4 separate regions of the Mus musculus genome follow, and all the other regions are linked to region 1. A link is a loop called in an ENCODE intact Hi-C map of the cell type or tissue named here. Cell type or tissue: heart. All regions are shown on one strand.

Region 1 (8,000 bases):
GCACTAGACAGTCACAGAAAGACACACATCAAGGCAGGGCTGAAGTAAATAAGTGTTTGAACAGGGTCACCTGAATCAGCCTGTTTCACTTTACCCTGTAAAATATGCTAAAGAGAGTTTTAATCCTTGCATAGTCAATTCAGACTGAAGCCCTGGGCAGTCTAAGGTTTGAATAAGTCCATTTCAAACCATTGCAAAGGTATGTATGGAAATGAGACTCTCCAGCATGCTTGACATTCAGCTCAGTTTCATGGAAGAAACATTCGTCAGGTAAACAAACTGTTAGTAAAAGAAAAAAATTACAGCAGATGATCCCACTAAAGGAAACCAGGATACCAATCTTTAAGCTCAGACTTTTAACAATATGTATGTGTGATCCTATGCATCCACATTTGCGAGTGCATTCAGCCTACATCTCCACTGAAATTCTATGTGCAAACAAACTGCTTCTGTTGGGTGGGAGGTGAAGCCCCAGCAAGATCTTTCATTGAATCCATTTAACAGGCAATTTTATTTGACTTCAGAGTGTTGGGGTGAAGTCTAGTTTGCTTTTTAAGGAGGAACTGTGGGAATGGGGAGCTGGAGGGAGGAGGCATGTAGAGAACTCTGAGGAAAACTTCATGGATCTTGCCTTACCAAGGTGAACACTGCAGTTTTGTTTAGACGGGGGGGGGGGGGGGGGGAAGCCCAGACATGTGGTAGGTCTCCCAAGAAATGTCACCTAAAAATAGATGCCAGCTGCTTTAACCTCATTTCCATAAGTCTCTTATTAGAATGTTCAAAATGTTAATCTGACTCTGGATATCAAATTAGTTTGGACAAATCACAAATGATACCAATTAGCACTGGAAAGCAGCATTTCATCTTGATACTGCAATTCACAATTACTCCAGAATTGCAATCTGATTTATTTGCTTTAATTAATATTTGATTTCTATAAAAAAGAAGTGAGAGAAATTATCAAAGCCATCTTTCTGCTTGAGAGTGTCTTTATTCTAAAAGGAAGACTTCAGCACAAAGTAATTCTTTCTCATTTCGAATGAATGGGTACCAAGCAGCTCCCAGAAGTGCAGCATGAAGGCACAAGCCTGTAATCTCAGTACATAGGAGGCAGAGGCAGAGCATCATCAGTTCAAGGCTAGCCTGGGAGCTTAGGGAAAGCCTGGGCCACATATTGAGACCTTGTCTCAAAAATCAAGATCCGCATGTCTGGATTCTCAGTGCTTGTGGGGTAGGAACAGAAGAATCAGTGTAAGACCATCCTTAGTATATGGTAAGTGAAGGGCCAACTACCTGATAGTCAGTCTCAGAAAGCTAGGAAAAAAAAAATTACCTAGGGAAATAGCTGAGCGGTGGAGTACTTCCCTGTAGGGGGAAGTGCTGAATTCCTTAATTGGGTCTTGATTGTGTCAATAAAGAAGGCAAGAGTCAATTGCTAGTCCAAGGGTAAAGGTGGGACTTCTGGGTCCCGGGAGAAAAAGAGACTCAAAGGAGGGGACTTTTTCGGCCAGGCTTTGGAACAAGAAGCATACAACAACCATGTAAGATCTTAGGGTAGCTAGAACCAGTGGCCTTGGCCGGCCACCTGCAGAGGCTGGCTGATATAGATTAGCTAACAGATTACTTGATAAGTTTAAGTCAGGAGATCCTGCACCCAGCAAATGTGTTATCTGGCAAGTTCTAAAATAATAAAGCTGGCTAATGTTTTTCATCTATGGAGCAGAGTTGGGCAGAGAAAGAAAAAAGTCAGGGTGGTGGCTGGCAGCTTGCAAGAGGAAGTCAGTGGAGTGTGAAGGAAAACTCCCAGCTTTCTCGGGAGAGGGGCTGGCAGCAGCCAGTCTCAGAGCTAAGGCAGGAGCAAGGGAAGAGGTCCTGGGCAAAGGCCAAAGCGTGTTTCTAAAATTGCACGCAACATTCCCCAGCATATGTGACAACATGGGCTTGTTCTCTACTCCAGTGGCGGGGGTGGGGGTCTCAGACCCACTTGAGGATTTAGGATCATTATTCATTGCCCCAAACGTAACTAGTGAATTCTCCCTTCTGTTTTACAAAGCAAATGGTCGTTCCACATTAGTGCAGAGAGTTTGCATGTGGTCACCTTCTGAGTATCTTTCCTGGGCCACATCAAGTGCCTGTCTGTTCCCACTCCCAAGTCCTCACACCCTCTGCTACCTTCCCTACATTCAGATGCAAAATAGCAATGCCTGCTGCATTTAGAACTTTGGTCCTGAGCCCTGCCTGATCACTAGACACATCTAAGTGAATCTGTCCATAGTGAAACCACCTAACTGCTAATTGCTTGCTAATTCCTCCCAGATAATCTCAGACAATACAGATCCATCTCAACCAAGACCTTTGAAGTCTTAGACATATTTAATGGTGACATCAAAGTTACTTATATCAGGAGAGTCCTCCTCCCCTCACCACCCCACTGCCACAACTTAAACAAGCTTCGGAGAAGTCTTGCAATCACATAATGTGCAAAAGGCAAATAACGTCGTACTCAGCGATCCATACCAAATTTCCAGGTTGGTCAGAGGCTGGTTCAGTCTTTGCTTCAATTATTATCACCACTGTGATGAAGTGGTGTGTTCTAGAGATAAGCCACACTTTGTATTCATTCATTACACACTGGAAACAAGAAGGACCCAGAGCAATCTAATTAACAGGACTGGGAAGATGGCTTGGCTAACCTGAGTTGGACATCTGGATCCCAGGTAGAGAGATTCCATTTCTGAAAGTTGTGCTCTGAACTACACATATACACATACAGACACACCCACACAAACTCTGACAAACACACTCACATACAAACACATACACACACACAGTCACATGCACAAACTAATAAAAATAATGTTTAAAGGGACATTCACAAAGCTTTTGCTAAGACTATTGCAAGGTAATTTTAGGCAGATTTCTTCACAACATTCTGTTTTCTCCTTTCCAAAGTATTTGTCAAAAAGCTCATATTGGAGAACTCAAAAAAAAAAAAAGAAGAAGAAGAAGAAGAAAAAAAGACAAACCTGACATTAGTAGTCACCTGAAATAATATGATTTTAAATGGTATTTCGTCATGGATAAGCTTAAATTGTGCTCCTGGCATTGGGTCCATGCTGAACGGTATTACAAACTGTTCTATTTTTAGCCCACTGTTTCTGCAGCCCAGCTGTTAAAAATAGAAGACAGCCTAGTGGAGTTCGAAGGCTTGAAGGTTTCCCTTACTGATGAGTGAAAATGAGGCAGGGTCTCCAGCCTTGACTGGAGGGAAGGTGTGGGGTGTGTGCAGCAGTGAGCTAGTTAGTTACCAGACTGAATCCCGTACTTCGGAAATTCCAGTGCAAAGTGTCTAGGAGGCGGAGGCTGGGAAACACAGCGGGGAAGGGGGAAAGGAGGCTTCCTGTCATTGTTCAGGACACCAGGTGATATCCCTGAGCTTGATCCTGGTGAAAAAGTTTTTCCTTCCTCAGAACTATGACTCAGTTCCTACTTGAATGTTCATGCCAGGTCTTCTTTGCACCCCAGATCAGAGACCATCAGGGGGCGCCAAAACCCTCTGGGGAAGGGAGGGACGGGTGGAGACGTGATACATACTAGCCTAGCTCGATCACCCACCTCCTTTCTCCTGAATCTGACCTGGACCAGTCACCACACTCCTCTCGAGCTTCCATACCTAGGCTGTGTGGAGTCTACAGTGCACACAGTGGCTGAGCTGAGGCCTCAGTTCCAGGGCTGGCTTCTGAGTATGCAAACACAGATAAGGACCTCCTTCCATCAGAGAGCAAAGCATTCCTAGATGCTGCCTAGGCTTGATCTACTACCAATACTATACCTGTTGCATGCTAACTGCTCAGTTCTGCAGTGCACTCCCATAGATGTGGAGCTGTAGTGGGTTCCTGGTGGACCAGCACTACCACGGAAAAGATTTCACTCCATTCCTTTCTGTGACTTCTTAGCTCCTCTCTTCTTCCTCAGGGTCATTCTGAGACGTACTTGTTTGTTGGAAAGTCTTTATTTTGACACCTTCTCGCTCAGTTCTTCCCCACAGAGAGCCCCAAAGTTCTGTTTGTTCCTCCCTTCTTCAACATCCTCCAGCGAAGGATGTTCACAAACCCTTCTGTGTCAGAAGCATGCGGGCCATACAAGTATCTAGAGACACAACTTAGGGATCTGTACTTAATGAGTTTTCTAAATGAATCTTACACATGGTAAAGAATCTCTGCTATATCCATAGAGGATTTTTTTAAGTCTTTTATAGATGTATTTGTGTTTGAGGGTGGGAGTGTGTGAAGTGCATGAAGGAGCGCATCTGGGGGTCAAAGGCCAACTTGTGGAAGTCAGGTCTCTCCTTCCAATCTGTGAATTCCAGGGACCAGATCATTCAGTTTGGTGCCAAGTACCTTTTTACCCACCGAGCCACCTTATGTGCACCATAGTAAAATATTGTAAACTAAAATGTAGTATAGGCTGCTCTCAACCAGCTGTTAGCTGGGAAAGTAGCTGATTATCTGCTTAAAATATCACACTCAACTGTGAACAAATAAACTCCATGTTTTGGAGAATTTGCCTTTTGACATTTTGCAAGCTGTAATTTCCAATTATTGAAATGTGTGGGGGTGGATGTTTAAAGAAAAAAGAAACAGCTTATCTGTGCCCAGGCCTCAGAGAAGGAAGCCTTCCTGGGGAATGGAAACATGGGTTCTGGAACTTGGCAGCACATACAAGGCTGTCCTAGGCCCAGCAGACATTCAACCACAAAACACCCATGGACAGAGCAGGAAGAGAGAGGTGGGAACCCATGGAGGGGGTAAGACATAGAGGAACAGTGGGGGAGGGGAAGTCCTCTAGTGCCCACTCCCACCTCCCACCCCACCCTCTGCTCACATCAGTGCTGATGCCCTGTGCAGAAGAGAAAGGATCCAGCAGGGCTCCTTTCCATTGTGTGCCGCAGAAGGTAATGTTGAAATAATTACGATAAATCCGGAGGCGGGCTCACTACCCCAATGCTCTACCTTACCGAATGAAAGACACACACACCCCTTTATATTCTAACATACCTTAGACAGCACAATAGCTGAGCCACTGCCTAACTTCCATGCTGTTAATCCCGAGTTATTACTTACTAATTCTATGTTCTATCTTGGCTGCCCTGGGCCCAGCCGGGCCGTGCTCTGTGCCGTGCTCTCCCAGCTCCTTCCCACGGCAGCCATGCCTCTCTGCTGTTCACCCTTCTCTCCTCTCCCCCACCTCTCCCAATATGGCAAATCTCCTTCTTCCTCTCCTGCTCCTGGTCCCAAGCTCAGGAATCCTAAAATCCTGCCTCTGTCTGTCCTCCCCTGCTATTAGCTGTCGGCATCTTTAGGACCAATCAGAAGCAGGTTCCCAGAAGCTATGTGCGGATACTCTCATAGAGTTTGGGGGGACATAATTAGCATTCATAATTAGCATTCATAATTCATTCATTCATAAGCAGCTACAAGATAATCTCTGAAACATCTGTATGATGTTGAAGCTGCCGCATTGACAGAGGGGCAGAAGCCCATGTTCTTTGCTACTTCTAGGCCGTTTCTCCTCCCTCCATGTCTGGGCTTTGTGTGCTATCTAGTTTTGTGTCAACTTGACATAAGATGGAGTCATATTTTGGGAGAGGGAACATCAACTATGAAGATGCTTTCACCAGATGGGCCTGTGGTGAATTTTCTTAACTCATGACTGATGCCCACCTCTGGGCACCTGGTCCTGAAATGTAAAAGAAAGCAAACTGAGCCAGCCAGTTAGCAGCATCCTTCCATGGCTTGGGTATCAACCATGGCTTCCAGGTTCCTGTCCTGACTTCCTTTGATGAGGGACTGTGATATGGAAGTACCAACTGAAATAAACTTTCCTCCCCAGCTTGTTTACGGTCATGTTGTTTAATCACAGCAACAGAATCCTTAGCCACCGCTCAGCTCTCCCTTCTTCTTCCCTCCTCCTCCAGTGGATTCATCTAATCTGGTAGTTTTTAAGTCTGTTCAAGTAATGACTCCCAACTATGTGTCTCCAGTCCTAAGTCTCCCCTGAATTCCATATCTGTCTAGTGGCCTACCTTATATCTATGCTCAGATACTTCGCTTTCCAAAAGAAAAAGGATCAAAAACTTAGTAATTATATGATTCTCTTTCTCTTACTTTCCTCTCCCTACCTCCCCTCTTCACCTCTCTTTCACACTTTCTCTCTCTCTCTCTCTCTCTCTCTCTCTCTCTCTCTCTCTCTCTCTCTCTCTCACTCTCTCTCTCTCCCTCTCCCTCTCTCTCTCTCCCTCTCCCTCTCCCTCTCCTCCCTCTCCCTCTCCCTCTCCCTCTCCCTCTCCCTCTCCCCCCCCCCTCTCTCTCTCCTTATTCAACCTCTCACAAAATCCTACTGCCTATGACTTAAACATTTAAACCTGCAAATTCACATTAGCCCTGCCTCAGCCTTCCAACTGCAAGGCCATCCCAAGGTTGAGGCTTCCCACACAGCCTAAATCAGCATCTTGAAGCTGACCCCTCACCACTACCAGATTGCCCAAAGCAGCAGCATCTCTCCTAGACCACTCCACTGTCTCTGAACTATCCTTGCTGCCTTCCTCCTTTCCTGATATGGCCTGGCTGCCACATACTCCCACAATGAGCCTTTCTCACGACAGCTCTCTCCTCCAACCTCCCTTTCTTGCAACCCAGTAGTTTCCTGCTGCATTTAGACTAGGTACACACACTACCCAAGACTTGAGCTGGGGAGAAATGCAAAAGAAAAGCAATTCAAGGCACAGCACCTCAACCCAAATGTCTTCCAGAATCTGTCTGCCAACACTGACACCTTTCTCTTTTCCCCTGCCTGCTGGCTTCATCCATGCCCCCTGCCTTTCCCTTTGACGATGCCACATCTGGAAGATGCCCAGCCCCACATCTCTAATGCCCTTGCCTTCCCTGATCACCTGCCCTAAATAAGCTGCTATCCTCTTGCCTCAATGTATTTTTCTTTATATCACATTCAATTACCTTATTATTACATATATGTGTTAGTGTTCTGCCAATTTAAATATGAACCACATGAGAGCTAGGATTTACTCTCTTTTGTCCACCACTGCATGCCTAGAACAGTACCTGCCCTGTTGTGGGTACTCAGTTAGTATTTGTTCAATGAATGGAGCAAAGCTAAGAGATGTAAGCAACGATGGCTATTGACTGGAAATTATGTAAAAGTTCTATCAGGAACTGGAAGAAAGAATGAAGCCGCTGCTTGCTCTCCAGGTGTCCTGCCTGCTATTTTATGGCCCCATTTAGCAATGTGCCTCTTTGATTCTACCCAGTGGTCATTTCAGAAGTTCTGGGCCTCCTCTTTGCACACATTAGGGGGAAAAAACTTTTTTTCACACTGTAAGTGCTGGAAATTATGCACTCAAAATTACTGAATCACAAACTTGGCTTTTACCCATTTACTGAACATAAAACAGCACTAATGAGATTAGGCAATAGGAAGCTCTTCTATTGCAAAATTATATGAATGGAATCATCTCCCAGGGTCTGAGCTGCTCTCACTGAAAGTTAAGCACACTCCAGAAATAACATTACAACTCTCGCAGTCCTTCATGAGTCTCTGGGGTCAGGACAGGGAGGACCACTGATGCTCTGCAACACAGCTCACTTGCTTTCCACGCATGAGTGGATTTGGCTGACTCTGCCTGGGAACTTCCTTCCTGTGCCTCAGAGAAAAGCCTGGTGTTTTCTCTGGTCATGCCTGCTGTGCAGGCAGTCATTTCCTCCCACACATTACCACATTAATGGCATTAACCCACTCCCACTGCCATTTGTTGCACAGCACATAGCTAGAGGCAAGATGGCTCCCTCATAGGAAATGGCTGAGCTGAAGGCTAAGCGATGGTCTAGCTTGTCACAGCTGGGCCTTATCAGCTGGGCATGGGGGCAAGTTTCTGTAATCCCGGCACTCTGGAGGCCTAGTTAAAAAGGTAATGAATGTAGGTA
Region 2 (8,000 bases), 130 kb after region 1:
GGGGAACTTCAACACCCCATTCTCATCAATGGACAGACCAGGGAAACACAAACTAAACAGAGACACACTGAAACTAACAGACACTATGAACCAAATGGATTCATACCGAATAGCTGAGAAGCACCTAAAGAAATGTTCAACATCCTTAGTCATCAGGGAAATGCAAATCAAAACAACCCTGAGATTCCACTTCACACCAGTCAGTATGGCTAAGATCAACAACTCAGGTGACAACAGATGCTGATGAAGATGTGGAGAAAGAGGAACACTCCTCCATTGCTGGTGGGATTGAAAGCTGGCACCACCACTCTGGAAATCAGTTTTGTCCTCAGAAAATTGGACATAGTACTACTTGAGGACCCAGTAATACCACTCCTAGGCATATATCCAGAAGATGCTCCAACATGTAATAAGGACACATGCTATACTATAAGGTTCATAGTAGCCTTATTTATAATAGTCAGAAGCTAGAAAGAACCCAGATGTCCCCCAACAGAGAAATTAATACAGAAAATGTGGAACATTTACACAATAGAGTACTACTCAGCTATTAAAAATGATGAATTCATGAAATTCTTAGGCAAATTGATGGAACTAGAAAATATCATCCTGAGTGAAGTAACTCAATCACCAAAGAACACATATGATATGCATTCACTGATAAGTGGATATTAGCCCAGAAGCTTGGAAAACCCAAGATACAATTCACAGACCAAATGAAGCTCAAGAAGAAGGAAGACCCAAGTATGGATACTTTGGTCCTTCTTAGAAGGGGAAACAAAATACCCATGGAAGGAGATACAGAGACAAAGTGTGGAGCAGAGACTGAAGGAAAGGCCATCCAGAGACTGCCCCACCTGGGGATCCATTCCATATACAGTCACCAAACGCAGACAGTATTGTGGATGCCAACAAGTGCTTGCTGACAGGAGCCTGCCTCCTGAGAAGCTCTGCCAGTGCCTGACAAATACAGGGGTGGGTGCGCACAGTCATCTATTGGACTGAGCCCAAGGTCCCCAATGAAGAAGCTAGAGAAAGGACCGAAGGAACTGAAGTAGTTTGCAGCCCTATAGGAGGAACAACAATACGAACCAACCAGACCCCCACAGAGCTCCCAGAGACTAAATCACCAACCAAAGAGTACACATGGTGGGAGTCATGGCTCCAGCTGCATATGTAGCAGAGGATTGCCCAGTCGGTCATCAATGGGAGGAGAGGCCCTTGGTCCTGAGAAGGCTGGATGCCCCAGGGTAAAGGAATGCCAGGACAGGGAAGCAGGAGTGGGTGGGTTGGTGAGCAAAGGGCAGGGGGTGTGGAATAGGGGGTTTTGGGAGGGGAATCCAGGAAAGGTGATAACATTTGAGATGTAAATAGAGAAAATATCTAATGTAGCTGCCAGCGGCCACAGGTCACTGGGTTCCTGAAAGGAAAGCTGGGGATGGATGGGAAGGATGGCGAGAGAAATAATGAGCCAAGACATAGTTCTCTGATCAAGGCTCAATGTTTTAATTCTAAGGTCTGAATTTAAAGGGCGGGGGTGGGGAGCCTATCCCCTACTTTGCCAGAATCTCATCTGGAAGGAAAACTCAGCTGCTCAGCAAGTAGTGGCTTCTTACAGGAAGCTGCAGATGCGGCATACAATAGACTCCACCAAGGTCAGAAGACTCCACCCTCTAGGTGGGCTGCTCAAGGCTGGGGGGCAGGTACAATCTAATTAAAAAAAGTTTGAAAATTATACAAATTAAAGAAAGAAGTATACACAAAAAAAATAAAATACTCTTGCACAATTAAGTCTCTCTCTCTCTCTCTCTCTCTCTCTCTATATATATATATATATATATATATATATATATATATATATATATATATATATATGCCACGTGTGTTCTAATGCCTAATTAAAGTCTTCTCTCACCTGCTGAATACCAGTTTTTAAAGGACTGAGTCTGTATTTTAGTGGTCACTATTCTGCTTGCAGCCCCAGGAAATTCTGTTTCGACTGGCCCTGTTGGCTATCACCCAATTTTCCTGCAAGCTCCAGCCCCTATGCACTTGAGGCATCACTCTATGGGACTTAGGGTCCATCTGCCACTCAGACTCCTAGGAGCGAGAGAAGGCTGCATACCTGTGTTTAGGCTGTTGTTATGGGTTGTCCATTTATTGAAACACTACCCCCTAGTTAACATTTGAAAATAGTCTTTTTACAAAGGTAATCGAGCATATGCCAATTCAATTTGACTACCGATCACATAAGAAGAGGAACATTCAGACACAAAGATATACATTTGTGGGAAAGATATGAACACACCCACAGCCATCTATATGCCAAGGAGTAGTAAACTAGAAGAGAATCCTGAAACATATTTACCTTCAACCCTGCTAGAATTTGGATTTTTAAGCTCTTAGACTCCAGAACCATGAGATAATTCATTTCCAATGTTTTGTACAGGGTCTTGCTATAGTCCTCACATCAACCTAAACTCCTTACCTCAAGCCACTCTCCTGTTCCAGTCTCCCTGATAGCTGGGACTACATATGCCCACCACCCTCCTGGCTTGTGATACTTTCTGGAAGTAACTAATGCTGGAGCCCTGAGAAACACAAGGGCCTCCAAAGAAAGGCCCACTTCAAATCAGAGGCCACAGGTTTCCAAGGGCAAAGTCCTCTGAGATTCCCTGGTCATGATAGGAACTGCATCCAGGCTGCAAAGAGCCAACAGCTAGGTGGGGTAGCTGGTCAGCCATGTGGGGTTGGCCAGGAGTTGACCCACCTGAGACTCTGAAAACTCTTCCAGAAAAGGAGTTTTAGTTCTGTGTTTGGAAAGAGAAGAAGGCTGTGGCAATGCTTCAGAAAGCCCTTCTGAAGACAGAGAAGACTCCAAAGAAAAGTAAGGAAGCCATCAGGATCCTTAGAATTGCCTCTTTGGGGGGCAGGGAGTATGGGGGACTTTTGGGATAGCATTTGAAATGTAAATGAAGAAAATACCCAATTAAAAAAAATAAAATTCTTAGGCAAATGGAAAAAAATAAAATAAAATATTTGCTGTAAAAATGAAAAAAAAATTGCCTCTTTCTCCTTTGTCTAATAAAACAATGAAGGGAGTTCAACGAGGAGTTGAGTTCTTCAAGGGGCTCTGTTTTCAGGCTGATGGGGGATTTAGATGCCTTCAGCTCAGAATGATTATCGGGCCACAGTAGCTCCCCCCAGGCCTGTTCAGGTGGTCCTGCCATGGATTCAGCATCCTAACCCTTGGTACAGCCCACGGAGTAATGCTGCTTTCTACAGAGACAATGCTCAGAGCCTCGGAGGTGAAGCCACCTACTTACCTGAGGTCCTGCAGACACAGACAACCAAGTCAGAGAGGCTAGAGATGGCTCTGTACTGAAGAACTGTATCAGAGTTCAGTGTATCAGAGTACTGCTGTATCAGAGTTCAGTGTATCCGAGTACTGCTGTATCAGAGTTCAGTGTATCCGAGTACTGCTGTATCAGAGTTCAGTGTATCCGAGTACTGCTGTATCAGAGTTCAGTGTATCCGAGTACTGCTGTATCAGAGTTCAGTGTATCCGAGTACTGCTGTATCAGAGTTCAGTGTATCCGAGTACTGCTGTATCAGAGTTCAGTGTATCCGAGTACTGCTGTATCAGAGTTCAGTGTATCAGAGTACTGCTGTATCAGAGTTCAGTGTATCAGAGTACTGCTGTATCAGAGTTCAGTGTATCCGAGTACTGCTGTATCAGAGTTCAGTGTATCCGAGTACTGCTGTATCAGAGTTCAGTGTATCCGAGTACTGCTGTATCAGAGTTCAGTGTATCAGAGTACTGCTGTATCAGAGTTCAGTGTATCAGAGTACTGCTGTATCAGAGTTCAGTGTATCCGAGTACTGCTGTATCAGAGTTCGGTGTATCAGAGTACTGCTGTATCAGAGTTCAGTGTATCCGAGTACTGCTGTATCAGAGTTCGGTGTATCAGAGTACTGCTGTATCAGAGTTCAGTGTATCAGAGTACTGCTGTATCAGAGTTCGGTGTATCAGAGTACTGCTGTATCAGAGTTCAGTGTATCCGAGTACTGCTGTATCAGAGTTCAGTGTATCCGAGTACTGCTGTATCAGAGTTCAGTGTATCCGAGTACTGCTGTATCAGAGTTCAGTGTATCAGAGTACTGCTGTATCAGAGTTCAGTGTATCAGAGTAGTGCTGTATCAGAGTTCAGTGTATCCGAGTACTGCTGTATCAGAGTTCAGTGTATCCGAGTACTGCTGTATCAGAGTTCAGTGTATCAGAGTAGTGCTGTATCAGAGTTCAGTGTATCAGAGTACTGCTGCAGCAGAGACCTGGACTTTGGATCTCAGCATCTGTATCAGGCACACACAAACACACATATAAATAAAGGTAAATCTTTTTTTTTAATTGAAGGTGGGGACCTGCAGAGGTACTTAGTGCTTAAGAGTGCTGGCTGCTCTTGCAGAGGCATAGGCTCCATTCTCAGCATCCACATGGTGGCACTCAGTACCAGGGAATCTAATGCCCTCGTCTGACCTTCCTGGGCATCTGGTAATACATGTGGTGCTCAGTCATGCAAGTAAGCAAAACACTCATACACATAAGTAAATAAAAACATTTTTTTCAAAGACTTATTTATTTTTATTTTATGTGGATGAGTGTTTTTGCAGGCTCTTATGTCTAAGCCACATTTGTCCATTAGCAGAGGAGGCCAGAAGAGGGTATCAAATCCCCTCAAACTGGAGTTCGAGATACCTGTTAGCCATCATGTAGGTGCTGGGATTTGAACTCACACACGTTAAAAGAGCAGCCATATCCTGTCTTCAAAATGAAAAATTAAATAAATGAATAAATAACTGACAGGAGGGGCAAAGCCTATTGTTCCAAAGTTTCTGTGGGCCTTGGGCATGCTAGGTTATGGGGTCTGGTAAGCAGAGGTGGAAAGGTTTCTAAATGAGCAGAGCCTTGCCCTTTGATATAGTTGCCAACAACCACATTTTCTGTTCTGGGCACAGTGCCATCAAGGGTCTCAGCCACCCTCCCCCACCTTAGTGAGAAAGTATCTGCTAGCGTCTAGCAGGGTCGATGCAGGCAAGGACCAGAGTGAAAAGGAGTTCTGAGCCTGGCTTCCCTGTGGTGCACTCGGACATACATCTTCCAACCGTCATCATCTTACTCCTCTTGTCTCTGACCCCTCCTTGACCAAAGGCAACTACATCTCAGTTCCTTACTATTCGGGAGCTACTCAACAATTACACTAAGAGAGCTTCTGAGCTGGGTGGGCATGGTGGCACAAGGGCATCCCTGTAATCCCAGCACTTAGGAAGGAAAGTCAGGAGGCTCACACAAGTTCAGGGCCATCCTCAGTTGTGTGGCTGAGTTCCAGGCTATGTTACAGAGACCCCTGCCACAAAAATAAATAAATAAATAAATAAATAAATAAATAAATAAATAAATAGATAGATAGATAAATAAATAAATAAATAAATAAATAAATAAATAAAGCGAGGGAGGGAGGGAGAGGGGAGGGGAGAGGGGAGGGGAGAGGGGTGGGGGTGGGGGAGGGGGAGGGGTGGGGGAGGGGGAGACTGGTTTAGAACTTTGCCCTGACTCTGATCTTAATTCCTCCTGGCAATGGGCAAGCTGTTTCTTTTCTGAGGAATGCGAAAAGAGAATGAGAGATTTGTTATGGTGACAGGAAGATTCCAGATCAGAGGCAAAGCCCCTCTAGGGTACATACCATCTGGGGATAGTCCCTAGAAAAGTAGATACCTGCGCTAATTTAAATGTTTAACAGGAATGCAGGTGCAGATGAACAAAAGGTAGTTTCCATTAGGTAGAAATGTTTTTTTTTTCCACTTCCTGTTTCTAGTCTCTTTTTCAGTGTTCCTGTACGAAACCACGGAGTTTCAGAAGCAGATGAAATCTATCAGCGGCCTGCCCCAAGCTCCGTCAACCCTGCCAGGCTGAATGGTGCTGATTGTTCGCAAAGGGCGGGCATTTCTCTGCAAACAGAAAAGCCTGCTCAAGAAATGCCACTCACCGCCCTGTATCAGTCTCAATATTGAGTCTGAATGATTTCCCGATGGCGACTTGACCGAAATGGAAAAATATTTTTCCGTTGCAATTCCCCCGGTACTGACTGGTGTTTCATCCTCTTCCGGTCCTTGTGAGACAGCAAGAGCAGACAGAGCTTCAGCAGTGTTGATCTTCAGCTCTGAGAACAGAAGATGGGTGGGGTGCTGCGTTGCCACGCAACCAAAGGCAACACAGCTGCAGATCTCTGCCAGCTGGGCCAGCCCATTCAAACCGCAGGGAGTTTCAAATGGCTGTGTCCCCTAGGGACTGGGCTTAGCAAGCCCAGGGGGAAAAGTCAGCATTCAAATGGCTTCGATGACGATGACGCAGAGGAAGCCAAGAGGACGCTGTCAAAGCCTAGTCATCATTGACTCGAAGTTAGTATACTTGAACAGGAAAGAACTGCCAAGATCAGACAGGCAGGACACACACACACCTTTCTTTTAAACTTTAAAAGTTATTCTCTTTAAAAGAAACGTAGTTGCTTTTTAAAAAGCTATACAAAGTTCTTAATGTTTCTTTGGCAACAGAATAGAATGAAATTTTACAACTATATAAAATGTTTATTTACCGGTGTGTGTATAGCTGACTGACAAAGCTGTCTACCACCCAGCACCCTAACTGCTGAAATAAGCTACCTCATATTATAGCATCTCCAAACAGAATGAGAAGGGTACAGAGACTGGAACTTGTCTGTAGACTAGGAGGTGACTTTATTATCTTTCCTATAGTCAAAATCTGCACTCTCTGCTCCATGATGCCTCTGAATCCACTTGAGGGGCAGTGATGGTCCCTCCTCGGCCACTACCACGTACCCTGCCATATGAAAGCCAACACTTCTCTGCCTTGGTAGCTCCATGGCCACCATCTGGACAAATTGGGGTTCCGAACATTTCAGCATCTAACCTTTCTTCAGCCTAACTCGGGCTCCTTTCTCCAGTATCACCATAAGCAATACTATCAAAGAATGATTTCATTTGGTCATGTTATTAGTTGGGTCTCAGCAGGTCTTCGGCAGCATCTCCTTCACTGGTTAAGTACCAGCTTGTGAGTCTCCTGTATCTTCATCCACAAGCTTGTCCTGTTTCTCAGGTTTCTCTTCTTCTAATTTAAGTTTATTATGAGACACTCTGTCCGTTTCCTCCTTGTTAAATTGTGTGTATGCACTTGTCTTCCTCAGATTTCACTGGACCATCTCATGGATACCAAATCTTCCTCTACCACCTTGATGAGCCCCACTTCCTCCCCTCAGAGCAGAAGGAACACTTGGGACTAGAAGCCGCTTGTATAATTTCTTTGTCACTCATTTTGTTTCCCAGTCTTGGGATTTTGTGTGCTTCAGCTTTCTCCCTTCCTCCCTTCCTCTCTTTCTTCTCCTCTCCCCACCCCCCAACCCCAGGAATTCACTCTGTAACCACGGGAGGGAGAAGAGTTTGGCTGCTATGTGATGAAGGGAGTCTGAGATACAGGCTCCCAGTCCTCTCCTCAAATCACCATTAAGAAATCACTCCTCTCCCAGCCTGATTCTTCTTCCTGGGGAAGCACTAATTCGGAGTGGAATAAGTCAGAAATGCTGGAGCAGAAGTTCTTCCACATGGAGGAACTGTCAGGAGTGAGGGGGAATCTTTACAGATCCTAATAATATGCATAAAGCAACATGATGCTTGGCACACAAGAAACACCAAGTAAAAGCTCTTAGCTGGTTATTATTCTAGCTGTGGTTTATTAATCATGCCAGAGACTTTCCTACTGCACCGCTGTGATCTCTCGGACTGTATCTGCCCTTGTTGGATGTTCAACCCCGGGCATGTTACTAAACTTCTCTAAGATGCCCTCCTCCTTACGATATATATAATAGTACTTACCCTGTATTAGAGAGGATCACATGATATTTTTTATACAGTCTTGGCATGGTACCTGG
Region 3 (8,000 bases), 240 kb after region 1:
AAGTCAGGTAGGGTACATAATATCAAAGTCAGTTATGTATCAAAACTTGACAATCCACCATGACCTAGTGGCCTCCATGTTTGTGCTCATGCTGTTACTAGAACAACAGCGCTGTGCCCCTCATGATTTATCTGTAAAGGTTTCTTCAGTATAAATGCCAGAAAAGAGGTTGTAAGTCAGTTTTAGCAGCAGAGTCTACTGACTCATCCCTGTACCTCAGGATCTGCAGGGCTGAAGCCGTAGGATTGCCATGAGATGAGGAGAGGAGAAGAGTAAACTAGAGGTCCCCAGGGCAGCTTGGAGATAGAGCACTCACATAGCTCTTAAGGGCCTGGGTTGATCTACTACACCCACCACCCGAAAAATTACCATGTAAAGAAGTGTGAGCTGCCAATTGAGCCCAGGTCCTCTGGAAGAGCACCCAGTGCTCCCAACCACTGAAGCATTGCTCCAGCCTGTCTTTTGTTTCTAGACGTGAGGGTATGGTGCATGCTGTGTCTATGTAGCTGAAACTGTTTGGAACTTTTCTTGACAACCATTTGCCTCTGCCTCCTGATGCTTTCATGGCCTATTACAGTCACATCGCTGAAACTGGAGCCAGTTAAATCATGATGGTGTTCACATTTAGTACAGAAATTTGAGAATCAAATGAAAGGATAGTCATGAAGTTATGAGGTAGGTCTCTGGACTTGCCAGACAGCCAGCCAGGAATGTCCAGAGTTGTTATCCTTGTTGCATAAACTCTTGACACGGGAGCACACCTACTCACCTACCCTTGTCAAAGGCTTTATCTGATGTCATCTACCTTTTTAACTGAGTACAGTTTGAGGCACACACATGGAGCTGGAGTGGCTTGGAAGGAAGGGGACATTAGACTAAGCATTCAGATATATCTAATGAATCCTGGTGATCAGTGAGGCGACAAATGTCCAAGCCAGATAGTTCTCATAACCAACATAAACTCCTTAGGAGAACTCATGTCATAACCCCACTGCTAAGGGGAGAAAAATTACATGGTTTTTAGAATAGCAGTTTAGTAATGAGCAGACTAAATGGACAACACCCAATTAGACTAGGTAAGCTCTGAGCTAAGTGAAGCATCAGCTAATATCTGTAGCCTTTACCTAGATTATACACAGTTCTCACAATTTCCTCAGCCTTCCTCCACATCACACAGTATTCCATAGATGTCTAATTTGATGTCTGTGAAAAACTATGTTATAGTTAGCTAGGTTAATTCTATTGATTCATCTTATCTGCACTTGAATACCTTGCAACTTTTGGGGTACATGATGACCCTTCTGACATTCCTCGTTCTTATTTTGTGGAACAAGCACCCTGGTACAACACTATTATTCAGAATCTATGCTGTTACTTATGCATTTAAAAGTGAAGGAACTTAGCAAGCCTGTTTACAATGTGCCAGGTTTTAATATTAAAGTATAAGAGCAAATTTGTTATCAGGAAAGTCATCTGATGATAGACTTAGGATGGATCTCATTCTCTCACATTTCTCCTTATTGCACGGTGAAACTGATGCTAAGAACCTTTCTCAGTTTCTTATCCTTGAGGAACCATTTTTGTTAAAATGCATGGCAGAAAGGAATAAGTTTATTTTCTATAGTCTGTCCAAGCCAAATGAAATGGTTATGCTCTAGTTACCTTGTAACGTATACAAAGCCTCCACATGCTTCCCAGTACACCTCCACATATATGCTTTATGCAGAACATAATTCTCATTTAATAGAGACCTGACTGTTTATGTGGGTAGGTTTTACTATGTAAGTACTGGGTGGCTAGAGAAGGCAGATCAGCTCTCATAGAAAGTAGTCATAGCGAAACATGAGTGTCAACAGGACTGTGAGGGGGGCACTGGACCCTCATGTGATAGAGGAAATGGGAATACATGTAAGCAAGGCTTATTACTGTGGAATGACTTTCATTATTAATAGCCTAAGTGATCTTTAAAGTTACCATTCTTGTTTTTTTTGTGTGTTTGTTTTTTCAAGACAGGATTTCTCTATTTAACAACCCTGGTTGACCTGGAACTCCCTTTGTAGGCCAGGCTGCCCTCAAACTCATAAGAGATTCCCCCCTCTACCAGGATCCCATCCCTACTCTTCACCCCACCCCACCCCACCCCCCACCCCCACCCTGAGTGCTGGGATTAAAGGTGTGTACCACCACTGCCTGGCTCATTTATTAGTTCTGATTGCTGTTTGAAGGGGGTTTGGGGGGAGACTGTATTTTTAATATAAGAAGTCTTGTTTTCAGTAGATGCTCTTCGGTTTCATCTCCTTTATTTTGCATGCAGTTTTGTGTTTCTCAGTTTTAAAATGGGGATATCTTATTATTGGAATATTTGCAGCCCTTGGGCTGAGTCTGAGGAAAGGAGACTGGAAGGCTGCAGAGATACAAACAGTTTCCCCAGCCGCTCTTCATCTTGTACTCTGGCTACTCCAGGCCAGGTCGACGGCTCTTGAGATCCAGGGATCATTTTAAGAAAAGGCACATGATAGACAGCAAGGTAGAAAAGCAGAGCAGGAGAAACATATGCTACTTCTAACACTAAGCTCACCTGGAAAGCTACAGATGAGTGATAGCCCAATCAGTACAGGTTATTTCCCACTGCAGGACGGCTTAGTGGGTGTAGGCATATGCTGCCAAGCCTAATGACTCTGAGTAATATCTCTAGGGCCTGCATGGAATGCGAGAGCTGACTCCAAGTTGTCCTTCACACAGCACTTTGAAATGCATACCACTCCTTCCCACAGACACACATATTTGCACACACACAGTTAAACATTTTAAATTATCAAAAGCACATCTCAATTGGGGAGAGGTCCAAAGCAGATTTTTTTTTCCTCCTGCTTACATGAAATTGTAATACTAAGAAATAATGTACTAAGATATATCACAAGAATAGTGAACCAGGGTGGTCGGTCACATGGGATACTTCCACATACTCTGGTTAACATCTAAAGCAGTTATCAAATCCAGCTCTGAATTGGAATCTGTCAGTTTCCCAGCTCACAGATAATGAAGTAGCTTTGGGCTCAGGATAAAGCCATGGCTTGTGTCACAGTTCTAAACTATAGCCATTACAAGCTATAAGTAGTCTTATAAGGGGTTAATTACGATACCCATTATCTCTTATCAACAGCTCCAGTTCCCTATAAACTCAAGTTAACATATTTTTCAGATAGATCAGTAAAATGGTTGCTTCTTTACACATGACCATGTATCAAGGATTGCATTAGATACAGTGATGACTAGAAAACCTGGGAGAGGGGGGTGGTGGTAAGATGATTCAGTGGTTAAGAGCAGTGGCTGCTCTTCAGAGGTCCTGAGTTCAATTCCCAGCAGCTATATACAAGGAATATGATGCCTTCTTCTGGCTCAGATGTGCATCAGAGCACACATACATTAAACACAATTAAAAATAAATAAAATCTAGGCATGGTGGCACCAATACTCAGGAGAAAGAGGGATACTGATTTCAGAGTTTATGGCCAGATTAGGTCTACATAGTGAGTTCTAAGACAACCAGGACTACATAGACTACATGTCTTTAAAAAAAACAAACAAACAAACAAAACAAAACAAAACAAAAACCTGCTAATTTTTAAAATTTGAGTAAGCAATCATTTATCCTTAAACATCTACATACTTTAAGATGAATCTCAGCTAGAGGAATTATTAGGAATTTGGTGCTTTCAACTTTATTGCTATATGATAAACACATGTAGAAATGTAAAATTTGTGCTTTGTTATCAGCAGTTAATTGGAAAGATGGATAAATTAGCAGTCAGGAAACTCATAATTTATGCAAAGGCCCTAACTTTGAGTCACCTACATACATGTACATTTTTTGTTCCATCAACAGAAGGCAATATGCCATTTTTTTGATGGGGGAGTACTAGCTAAAGACTATGAAGGAGTGTTTGGTTTAATCAACATGTAGTTATTACACTGTTTTCAAGGGAGTTTAGCCTACAAAACAAAGAATTATTTTTGTGAAATCCAGATTTCTAAATGGTGCATTTTAGAAAAATTTAATATACAGAGACAGGTTTTTATGGAGGTCATGTTTTAAAGGTAAAAGTAGAAACAAAAAAATTGAGAATTTGGCTTTATAATTTCCAGTTCTGGGGGCTGCTCTTCCAGAGGTCTTGGGTCAGCTCTCAGCAACCACATAGTGGCTCACAGCCCTCTGAGATAATGATCTGATGCCCTCTTCTGGCGTGCAGGCGTATAGGCAGATAGAGCACTCATATACATGAAAGAAATCTTCTTTAAAAATTCCAGTTCTGGTGAGAACAAGTAAAACCTTTAATGTTTTGAATACCCATTCTAGATTTTAAGAACACAGAATGTATGAACAAGTAATCTTACCTCTGTGGCCCTGAGTTTCCTGTGTGTAAAATCAAAAGGGTGAAAATTAGAAACTCCTTACAAAGCAATCCTAGCTACACTGCATTAACATCTTTTGTTCCCTACTGAATATGTTTTCTACAAACACAGGAAAGAGTAAGAACAGTTATCTATCAATGCTTAAATCTCTTCCAGTAATTACTGGAACTAAAGCTGACACTCCAGTGTTGCGAAGTGTATGGCAGCCAGATCTTGAGTTTCTGATCTTTCTTTCTTTCTTCCCCACATCGATGACAATGAAGGAGGAAAGACAAATGGATCTGAGCCTCAGGACCTGGTTCTTTCATTTGGAGAACTGGACAGTTGATGGACCTGCTTCCTGGTTCTGGTTGAGAGCTGAAGCATTGCCAGGCCCTCTGCTCAAGGCTCTGGGTCTTGTTCTTAATATTCTCTACCCAAGAGTGTCAGTGTAAGGAAGGAGGAGCAGAAGGTAGCGGAGTGCCTTACGAGACTTGGAATGGAGGGCAAAAGGGTGAAAGAAATGACAGCTACTGGTTTTGTTTTTGGAATGCCTGCCACTTTCTAAAAGCCTCATGTTTTCTATTTGAACTCAGTGACAGTCTTAAGTGTTTAAGTATTGTATGCTTTTACACTCCTAAGAAGGTGACAGAGCTGTTTACTAAAAATTACTGGTAGGATCATGGTTTGAACCTAAGACTATATGCCTGACTCCTTAAGTGCATATATATTTTTTCATTTCAACATATTTTTTCCTTAGGAATTTTCAGTCTTTGTTTTTAAAAAAGGCAAATTTGTGTATTGAAATCTTTGGTTTCGTAAAAGAAAATAAGTTCTATTTTTGTTGTTGTTTTTTTTTTTTTCTTTTTTTCTGGCTGTTTTGTTTTGCTGTATCGTCCTTTCTTGGCATACACTAAGATCGGCTCACTGAGATGAAGTGTGGGGTTCACACATGCTGAGTGGCTGTAATCTGTTCCCATACCTACCAACAATAGACTTGTTATGCTAATAGTTATCACAGCAGTTTTTAAAATCTGTCATGAACATTTGGCATTTAGAATTTTTGTTTGGAATAAGACATTTACTTCAAATTTACATTCCTTAGACAAGAGAAGAAAGAAAAATGGAAGCAATTTTGCAGGCTTTTGCCAGACTTGAGAAGAGAGAGAAAAGACGAGAACAAGCTTTGGAAAGGATCAGCACAGCTAAGACAGAAGTTAAGCCTGAATGCAAAGAGTCGCAGGTCATCGCCGATGCCGAAGTGGTGCAGGTATCATCCTTTGGAATCACCCTGACTGTCCAAGTTTAGTGCCTTAAAGTCTCTACACAGTAGAGTTCCATGATAAAAGTGATGGCTGTGTGCTCAATGCTATTGTGTGCATGGACATAGAGGGCAGAGCACAACTCTGTGTGAGTCACTTCTCTCCCTCCTCAGTCCCATGGGTTCTGGGCCTCAAACTGGTCTTTAGGCTTGTGTGCAAGTGAAACCATCTCACGAGCCCAAGAATATTAAATAATACCTAATTACTAGTCTTTTAAAGCATTTTCAAACCCTATGGGGAATTTAGAATTGAAACGAGATTATATTTGACTTCCAATATAAAGTGTTGAGTTGTTTCATTACCAGAAGTTGGGTATTTCAGTAACACTGCTGCATGCCTACTGACTTTCTCCAGCAGCTCTGTGGCTGGAGGAGAGAACCAGCCCCCACAGGCTGGCCTCTGGCCTCACGATGCACACGTGAAAACATACTTTCTGGTTGTTTTTGGGTTTTGGTTTTTTTTTCTGAGACGGGGTTTCCTCTGTTTAGCCCTGGCTTTCCTGGAACTTACCCTGGACACCAAGCTGTCTTCAAATTCAGAGCTCTGTCTGCCTCTGCCTCCCGAGTATTGGGTTCAAAGGAGTGCACCACTATTACCCAGCCTAAAATACATAAAGGATTCCAGAAAGCTAGGTTTTAAAGTAGATAATGCTATATATATTTCAACATAATTATCTATAAACATCAGAAGTCCCACTGTTGTATTTTGAACTAGGAACAAGTAAAAGAAGAAACTGCTATCAAGCCAGCCGCTGCCAAAGTGAACAGAACTAAGCAGAGAAAGAGCTTTTCTCGTAGTAGGACTCACATTGGACAGCAGCGTCGGAGACACAGAACTGTCAGCATGTGTTCAGACATACCGCCATCTTCTCCTGACATCGAAGTTCTGTCACAACAGAACGAGATTGAAAATACTGTACTTGCTATAGAACCAGAAACTGAAACTGCAGTAGCAGAAATAATTCCTGAAGCGGAAGTTCCAGCACTTAATAAGTGTCCCACAAAGTACCCCAAAACAAAGAAGGTATGCGTCCTAACGACAGTAACGCCATTTGCAACAAGTGTCTCCTAGCTGAATGATTGCCTTAGAGCCTCAACCTGCACCTATGATGAGCTAAGCAGTGTCATGTTTACACTTGCAGATATTTGCCTAAGACTGAGAAGTACCAAATTGTCAAGAAAATTCAGTTTGTATTATGAAGATTAAATATATGAACACCTTTAGTATTGTAGTTCATGATTTCTCTAAGGTTTCTGAAACTGGGTTAACATACTTCCTCTCTCCCGTGCCTAGGGATCTAATCCAGGGCCTTGTGAATGACAGGCAAGCCCTCTACCCAAGAGCCACACCCCAGTTCTTCATTGTTTATACATTTTATAATTACTTTAGGTAGATGATAAGAATTAAATAGGAAAAAAATTGTGATTTCATTAGAATGTACTAGGAATATAGACTTAAGAGTGTTTTCACAGAATACACACGTCGGGGCTGTAGGAGTCAGTTCCCTCTTGCACTACGTGGGCTCCAGGGAGAGCAAAACACCCTTCTACATTAAGCCATTTATTTCACTGTAGCTCCTTGTATTTAAGAGGAAGATCAGTGTTACATCAGATTTTATTACTGTCGGAATTATGAGACAATTTACAGGAAACCGCATATGAATTTGAACAACTTGAGTTTTTCAGCTTAAAAGTAATAGCATAGCCTTAGACTGATGTTTTTGTCCAAGTAAATGACAACACATAGAAACAAGTGACTTGGGGCCTAAACCTTTTTTTTGTTTTTTCTTACCTAATTTCATACAGTTTTATAGGCAGGCTGCTAAACAATGAAAAGTATTGCTTAAAGAATTCTGTAAGCTCAGGATTATATAAGTCAGTAGCAGACTCTTAAATATCTTTGCCAGCGAATTACAGGTTTTGTTTGAAATATCACTATAATGTTTCATTCAAAGACTGTGCACTATATTGCCTTAAATAAAGTGGATACTTGCTTTTGGTAGTAATAAATATATTGCTTACCCACATTTGGAAGGGGAAAAAAATTAAGTTTCTTTTTAAAATGGAAAGTACTTGAGTTTTTAAATTCTTTTCTCAATCACAAATATCACATTTTTTAATTGTTAAGTATGTAAATATAAATGTTAAAATATAAGTATTTGTTAAAAAACAAGTTGAGTTTTACAGCATTTTATCATTTAGTACTAAAATAACATGAATTCCTAAAGATGCTATTCTTTTTAATAATACATATAATAGCTTTGTCCTACAAAGGTATATAGAAGAA
Region 4 (8,000 bases), 160 kb after region 1:
ATCATTTTGTTTGGTGGAGGAAATTCAAGGCAGGTGAGAAGCATGCGGGCTGTGATATGGTGACCACTCACCCCTCTCATTCATAACTACAGTAAGAAACAGCAACAAGTGGGCAGGAAGATAAAGTACGCCGTGTATTCCTGGAAAAGGGCTCAAGTACATTTAAAGTTGAAGAAAAAGAGGCTGTGACTGGTAAAAGAGGAGCTTCCTACTCTGCACCGAGGATGGAGGGCGTGGGGAGAAGGAAAGGCCCTACCCATTAAAATTTGAAAATGCAAATTCACTTGAAAAGAGAGAGGCTGAACTGAAATTGTGGTTGCCCTGCTCAGAAAGCAGCTACCTAGGGAAATATTTCCCCAGGGACAGCACAGAAGCTACTGGAAAAAAGTGCCATCCAAAAGGGTCAGATTCCACCTGAAGCTGACTACAGTGTTACCTAAATGATTTTGCGGCTACAAAAGATGCAGTGTTGAGGGGATCGTAGCGCCTTGCACTGTGGTTCCAGAGGACTGCTGAGGTCATGCAACGTGCGGTAACACTGGAATCCCTGCAAGGAGGCCGTGCATGGCCATCATAGGGAATCATAAAGGCGAAGCCCAAATTTCAGTGAAGACCCCAAGATATTGGAAATGCTGGAACCATAGGGTATTTGCCAAGGACAGCCGCATGGCTATGTACAGCCGGCTCAAGAAAGAGGCTGAGTATGCTGGGAGGGGTGGGGCTTCTAAAGCCTTGTTGGTACCCAGATCACAAATTCCAGACACTAGACATGTTGCTGCAGGACTTCGTGTTTACCCTGCAGGCTTTTCATCTTACTTTGGTCCCAGCATTCACTGCAATAACTCAGTTCTTCTGGAATAGGAAAGTTTGTTCTGTGCCATTGTGTATTGTAAGAACATAACTTGTGATTTTGTAGGTACTTACAGTTAAGAGAGTGCCTTGAGACTTTGGACTGGAACACGTTTTGTGTGTGTGTTTGGGTGTTGATGCATACATGCCATGGTGTCTACGTGGAAGTCAGAGAACAACTTGGAGGAGGCAGTTCTTTCTGCCGTGGCTTCAAAGGGATGGAACTCAGCCTTGCACAACAAAGTGCTTTCCCACTGAGCCATCTCACGGGCCTGAGATTTTTGGACTTTGAAATAGAGTTGAGATTTCTAAAGACTATGGCTATGTTTGAAGTTGGACTGAATTCATTTTGAATTATGAGGTAGCCATGAGCTTACTGGATTAAAAGTGGTGTGTTTGGGTTTTGACAAAGGATGGGATTATGTTAATATTGCCAAATTTACAAGATCTAGAATCACTGAAGAGAAACCTCTGGGCATTCTTGGGATGATTATCTAGATTAAGTTCATCCAGGGGAAAGATTTACCCTACAGGTAGACAGTGCCAGGCTGGGGCCCTGAAGGGATGAAAATAGAAAGGGGGCTGGAGTTTGAGATAAAGAAAGAAAAAGAAAAAAAGAGAAAGGGGGTCAAGTCCAACAGTTTTATACCAACTCTCTTTATATCAAGAGGCAAAAGCAGGCAGATGTTTGAGGTCAGCCTGGTCTATATAGCAAGTTTCAAACTAGCCAGGGTTACAAGCTGAGGTCTTGTCTTTCAACACAAAAGCAAAAACTTAAAAGGTGGGGTAATTGAAATTAATGTAGATTGTCTTCAGTTATTAATTTAAAAAATACTCTAGGGTCTGGAGAGATGGCTCAGCAGTTAAGTGTATTGGCAGCTCTTCCAGAGGACCAGGACTTCATTTCTAGCACCCATATTAAAACTTACAACCCTCTGTAACTCCAGTTCCAGGGGAAATGACCTACTACTGGTCTTCATGGACATGCACAGATGTATGCAGATAAAATACCCACACACATTAAGATGTTTACAAAGATTTTAATTTACTTATGTGTGAATATATGTATATGTATATACAAGTGTATGTCTACAGATACCAGGGGCCTGAGCTAACAGATCCCTTAAACTGAAATTAGATGTGGTTGTGAGCCAATGGATGTGGCTGCTAGCAATCAAACGTGGGTTCTCTACAAAAGTAGGCATGAGCTCTTAGATGCTGAGCCATCTCTTCAATCCCATAAAAACACATTTAAAAAATTCCCAAAGCTATTATGAGAGTGTATCATGACGCAGATTTATTGCTGTTTTAATCCTGGGCTCCTGTGATCCATTTAGTAACTAGAATGTGCACAGGTAATAAAGAAGTGATTCTACCTTCTGTGAGTGTACTGAGTGCCCTTCTGTATGTACATAACACTTACGAAGTACTATTCTGGGTACCTCAAATCTGAGAAACCTCTAAGGCATAGAATTATATCAGAGATGGAAAACAAAGAGTAAAACAAAACAAAAAGCCCTGAGACTGGGATTTTCATGCTCAGTGTTGATAAAACGGCGAGAAGAGGTTTCTATTACACGCAAGTAAAAGAGGCAGAACTAGAATGCAGAGAGGTGTTCCTCTGCAGTCAAATGCTGGGTGAGGGGATATAATGTCATCAGAAATGATGATAGTAGACCTCAATAGAGGCTGCAGGACAATACAGCCTTGTTAACCTAGTACAGGTTTATTCAAATAGCTTCAATTCAAATCAATGGCTACTCCCCAGGCAGGAATTTACAATTGCCACATTTAAAGGAGGATACTGTGTCATTCCAAGGGGAAATCGGGTCTGGAAAAGGCTTCTTGGCTAGAGAACCTCATGTGTCCCAAAACAGCTCCAAAACTGGCCAAATCAAACAAAAGAGCAGAGACCCGCCCTATGAAGCAAGCCTGCTTTGAACTTGCCCGCATTTCCTTTACTCTCCTGCCTTTCTGGGGGATGACAAAGTGTCTCCAAAGTGAGGTTAAGACCTGGATAAGACTGTCGGCTGGAGGACTTGGGAGCACTGTCACTCCCATATGAACTATGTGTTTATGTAACAGATGATGGTGATGAACTCAGAGCTTCCCCCCCTGGCATGGGAACCCTCACCAGGAGTCAGGCGTGAGTCAACTGTGAGCGGAGGCTTCAATCATCTATCCTGAACAATTTTTGTGAACAAGCCTTCAGTTTAAAACAATCTCTTTTGTTTGTTCTGAGAATTTCCTATGTGTACAATGTGTTTTGATCCTATCTACCCCCTCCACCTCCACTCAATCCCCAACACCTCTCTCCTGACCTCACATCCATTTATTCTTTATCCTTTAATCCCTGAGTCTAATTAGTGCCGCCTTTTGCGCGTAACCGTCTCCAGTTTAAAACATACCTGTCCATCAGTCCATCCATCCATTCATCTATCTTTATTGCATGAGGGAAATGTGTGTGTGTGTGTGTGTGTGTGTGTGTGTGTGTGTGTGTGTGTGTGTGTGTGTAGAGATCAGAGGACCACCCCATGCACTCACTTCTCTTCCAAATTGACATGGGTTCTGGGAAGGAACTGACCAAGCAGGCAAACGTTGCAAGTGCCTAGTGGACCTTCTCACTGACTTCAACTCTTTAGATTTATACTGTCATCATGTTAACACTTAATGTAGATTTAAGATTTGGTTTTGTTTGAGATGATCGTTCTCTGTAGCCAAGGCTGGCCTCATACAGCAGTGAGCTCTTGTTTCAGCAACCTGAGTGCAGAGATTACAGGCATGTACCATCATACCTGACCTCTGGGCTCAAAAAGAATAAACAAAAACAAACCAACAAAAACCCAGTTACTACTCAGTGTATTTCCAGAGACAAGAGGCTAGGTCAGACTTGTATTGAACTGTTAGTTCCTCTGGAGCAGCAAATTTTTTATTTTAAACTCAAATTAATTAACTAATTAAACTCAGAAAAGGAGTAGAATTGCTCATGGATAAAACCTTTCCATAGATTCTACCCTTAAGTGGGGCAGACTGATAGTCACCTGAGGCTTGTCTGTTAGGATGCTTAGAAAATAGTTGAGAATCTTAGGTAAAACAGAGATGATCTGATGGGGACCCCTGTTGCTGTAACATGTTGTAAGCCTGTAGTTTGTTTGTTTGTTTGTTTTTTAAAGATTATTATATGTAAGTACACTGTAGCTGTCTTCAGACACACCAGAAGAGATCTCATTACAGGTGGTTGTGAGCCACCATGTGGTTGCTGGGATTTGAACTCAGGACCTCTGGAAGAGCAGTCAGTGCTCTTACCTGCTGAGCCATCTCGCCAGCCCCAGCCTGTAGTTTTAAAATGTTGCAGAGGAGGCACTGCTATTTCCCCCATTCCATATTCCTGTGGTTCCTTGCCTGTCCCATCCCCTTCATCTGTTCATTCCAGCCACTAAGACACTCTTACCAATTGCAGGCCAAGACACAGGTAACGTGTATGAATTTTCTCCTCCTATGGCCAGGATGGTGGAGGCGGAAAGCTCCACAGATAGCGCTACAAAGTGCAGGGTCTATAAGCAGGGTTCTGGCATTTGTCACTGACCTCACACTGCCTCCAGTCAGGATGGATAGATCATGTAGCAAAAGCAAGATACAAACTTGTGGTAAGCCAGTAACTGTTGTTACTGAATGGAAGTGTAGGTCAAATGGCAGCTTTTCTAGAACTTTCTGGGAAGAGGGAAACTCCATGTAGAGAAAGTCTGAGCAATCTGAGCCACGACATGCTTGAGTGAGCTGCTGAGGCTGTGCCGGGTTCCCCTGCTAGGCTCTCCTAAAACCTTTCTGCTTCCGGAGTTGTCACTGTTCCTTCGGGGAGTGGCAGAGAGGGAAGGAAGCTGGCGGTTTGTGTCCTATGGTTTCTCTTCTTATTCACATTTCTCTTGGGATTTAAGTCTTGCTAAACACACAGGACACATGGTGAAATTATTTATTGTGGTTTTCTTTGGAGAGCGCTAGTTTCCGCTCCTAAGAAGGGCCCTTAACAAAACAGGAAGTTTTTCTTGGATCTAGAAATGGAACTGTGCTTTTTTGACAGTCGTTTTCCTTACTGACTTCTGCAAATCTGTCTTCCTACTTCCCTGCTGGAGGTTAGACAAACAGAAGGGACAAGATAAAATTCGGTGACACTGATTCCTAAAGCAGCAGAGGGAGGCTAGCAGAGTGTGAGGCACAGGCAGAGGGGCACAACAGCAGCAGTTCAGGCTGCCAGAGTGGATAGATGCAGATGTGAAAGACCTGGGAATGTGATGGGCAGTTGGTAGCCCCTCCTTTACAGTAACCATTCACATATGTATGCTAGCTGGGGTGGGTCAGATTTTGATATACTCTACACAGTGGGTACCCAAGAGTACTTAATGAAATGTAAAAAGGATTAATTGATTTCCCCAAATATCTTAAAACAAGGGCAGGGCTGGAAAGATCAAACGAACTTATTTCCAAGCTGGAGACATTGCTGCCTGCATGTGGTCCTGCCACTCAGGAGACTGAAGGTGGTAAGGTCACTTGAGCCCAGGACACTGGGATCAGGGTGCTGGGCTCTTGGCCAGACTAGGCCACACAGCAGGACACTGTTTCAAACAACAAACACACAGACAAAATGAGCAACTGATTTCAAATTTACAAAGTTTTAGAGAATTTAAAAGTACAGACCTATAATCTCAGTGCTCAGGAGGTAGAGGTACGACTGCCACACATCCAAGGGCCAGCTTGGGCTACATTGTAAGCTGAGGCTGTAGCAAAAAAAATGCTTATTTGTTAAGAGATAGAATCCAAAAATCCAAATTTCCCAGTTTCTACTTTCAACTCTATGACAGGTTAAAAGTCCTATCTTTACTCCAGGCATGTCACAATAGTACTGGCCACTTACCACAGCCATATACAGGAGGCCAGCCTGGTGTACACTGTGAGTTCCAGGACAGCTAGGGCTACACAGAGAACCGCCTCCCCCACCCCCTCCTCTCCACAGTTTCATAATTCTTTTAAGATTTTTCATTTTTATCCATGTTTATGTGTGTATATCACATGTGTGCAGGTGCCCAAAGAGGCCAAATGAGGGTGTTGGGTTCCCTAGGACTGGACTTACAGGCAGTTATGACCCATCTGATGTCAGGGCTGAGAATCAAATTAAGGTTCTCTGCAAGAGCAGCAAGTGCTTTTAACCTCCGAGCCTTCTAGCCTCCTCAAGAAAATAATTACTAAGCTATCTAAAATTAAGAGAAAGTAGGAGGACTTCCAGTTCTTAACCCTTTTCTTTGTGCTTCTAAGTCAGCACTTCTGAGCTATTGATTAGGCATGTCTGAGGTGGCAAGCCTGAGAACTGTGGCCTTTTTCCCAAGGAACTATCCGTGTCTTGCTTTTTCTTGGGCCCGGGCCTTCTCTGTTACTCAGGCTGGTCTCAACAAGCCATCCTCTAGCCTGCGCCTCACGTGCAGTTGAAACTTCGAGGGGGCGTCGCCACTCTTAGCTCTTCTCTTCCTAAATAAGACTTTTTAGGTGGGCGCATGGTCACGCAAGTTCTCCACCTCCTTTGTAGCTAGATATGGCCAGGTGGGAGTAGAAGAATGGAGCAAGCAGTCCATTCTGACAGAGAAGGAGTGTTTCCATCTTCTCCCTGTTACAATGTAGAGCCGGTGCTGAACCAACTCAGACTGCAAAATGAAATCCATGTGTTGAAAGCGACGGCAGTCTCTGCCATTGACTGCCTCTACCTTATGCCATCGGCCTCAACACATATTTTAGGTAATACCAGATATAAACATTTAACAGAACAGTGCTCTGACCTCCTGACCTAAAAACAAATGTGCTTTTTTAGAAAGAATGTATAGTTCAATTAATCAAGCTTTCCTTTGTCGATAGGCACAAGAACCTGTTCTACTTCAGTAATGGTGTCTCCTGAGTCTGTGGTGTGTGATGTGACAGGGAAGAGAAGGACACAGGAGACTGATTGCATCTTGTTTTCAGATTGTATACACTTGGCCACGTAGTTTCCAGTTTTTCCTGACTGTAACCACCACCTCTTTCTCCAGACACAATGCAGAACTCATGTATCTGGAGCCAAGAGGTTTATGTAGGAAGGCTGCCCAGGTTGAGTCTTCTGGCTACCTGGCCTCTTAGGTAATGTGGAGAACTGAAGCCACACATGCCAATGATAACTCAAATGAATTTGGTGGTTGTAATTGCCCAAGCCATAGCACAAAGATAAGATAAACTATGGAGCAGCAGCACTTTAAAAGCTATCTTGAAATACTTAACCCAGTTTTCGTGGGTCAGGGCTGTGGGGCGCAGCTTACCCGGGTGCCTGTAACTCAGAACCATTCAGCAGGCTGTGGTCAAAGTGCTGAATCATTTCTCACCTAGGTGGCTATTAGAAGAGCAGGTCCTCCATCCAGCAGCAACTTAACAGAAATCTTCATGTTGGGGGCTGGGTCTCAGGAGTACAAAATATATTTGCTTTCCTAGTTGAGGTTGCTCACTGGCCAGAGAGTTCTAGGTGAGACGTTTTTGGGTATCAAAGGGTTTCCTTTATAATCTTCAGCCATAAATTAAAGATGGGTTATCTCAAGCTCTTCCATTAGCAACTACAGTTTATGTATGGTTGTTTTTCAACTTCACTGCCATTAAAAACTGAATGCCAAATACAGCTCATGGCTCTGAGAATCACCTCAAAACCTCTAGCTAAGGCACTCTTTGATCCCAGGGAGAGGAACTTGCTATTGTTTCATTTCCTCTGGGTTTCAAAGGAGAAATCTGAAAAGTGGCAAAGCATCAGGATTGAAAGCTTCGAGCAAAGCCAAAGCTAGAAGCTTCCAGGCCTGAGCTGGTCCGGAGGCTGGAAAAGCCATTAGACAGCATTCCAGTCCAGTCAGCATCTTCAATGGGTAGCTTTGTTATTTGCTGTAAACAGTTGTAAATTTCCAGAACCACAGGCACACCCATATTAAAATGTTAATTACCAAAGTGTCTCATAACCCCAAGTGCAAATGAACAGTGAATTAAAGGTCCCGTGGGATGGTCTCTGGATCTCCTCCACTAACACGAATAGCTGAATATTCTAAAGAATTCACTTTTTAAAAAGACATTCAGTCATCTCAAAGTTGAGCCCATCCATC

What was found. Hi-C counts contacts between places; a loop is a spot of excess contacts. Peaks named below come from ENCODE experiments on the same cell type or tissue, not always from the same donor. Only the 100,000 strongest peaks of a DNase experiment are listed, where the experiment ranks them.
Region 2: it touches region 1 in a loop (2.5-fold over the local background); 2 of 42 quality-filtered maps call a loop at or near these places.
Region 3: it touches region 1 in a loop (2.4-fold over the local background); 3 of 42 quality-filtered maps call a loop at or near these places.
Region 4: a loop joins it to region 1, with 10 times the contacts of the local background. A loop is called at or near these places in 2 of 42 quality-filtered maps.

What each region holds. Positions count from the first base shown.
Region 1 is chr5:23,248,504-23,256,503 of GRCm38, forward strand. All of the region lies in intron 2 of Lhfpl3 (lipoma HMGIC fusion partner-like 3), which reads left to right. Among named protein-coding and RNA genes, the nearest start is that of Gm17434, 62 kb to the right of the region's middle. In heart, a CTCF peak has its summit at 3,529 (motif pointing right); a DNase peak (open chromatin) is centred at 3,488; H3K4me3 peaks cover 644 bases; H3K27ac peaks cover 2,556 bases.
Region 2 is chr5:23,380,820-23,388,819 of GRCm38, forward strand. It overlaps 5031425E22Rik (RIKEN cDNA 5031425E22 gene), which reads right to left. Exons shown (of 3, transcript NR_165300.1): 2 at 3,327-4,353; 3 at 1,483-1,710. Among named protein-coding and RNA genes, the nearest start is that of 5031425E22Rik, 49 kb to the right of the region's middle. In heart, a CTCF peak has its summit at 4,494; DNase peaks (open chromatin) are centred at 5,212 and 6,292; H3K4me3 peaks cover 1,043 bases; H3K27ac peaks cover 901 bases.
Region 3 is chr5:23,486,771-23,494,770 of GRCm38, forward strand. Kmt2e (lysine (K)-specific methyltransferase 2E) reads left to right here. Exons shown (of 26, transcript NM_026984.2): 15 at 5,498-5,662; 16 at 6,429-6,737. Among named protein-coding and RNA genes, the nearest start is that of Kmt2e, 56 kb to the left of the region's middle. In heart, a CTCF peak has its summit at 4,244 (motif pointing left); no DNase peak of the experiment used is centred here.
Region 4 is chr5:23,405,501-23,413,500 of GRCm38, forward strand. All of the region lies in intron 1 of 5031425E22Rik (RIKEN cDNA 5031425E22 gene), which reads right to left. Among named protein-coding and RNA genes, the nearest start is that of 5031425E22Rik, 24 kb to the right of the region's middle. In heart, no CTCF peak of the experiment used is centred here; DNase peaks (open chromatin) are centred at 2,771, 4,721 and 7,721.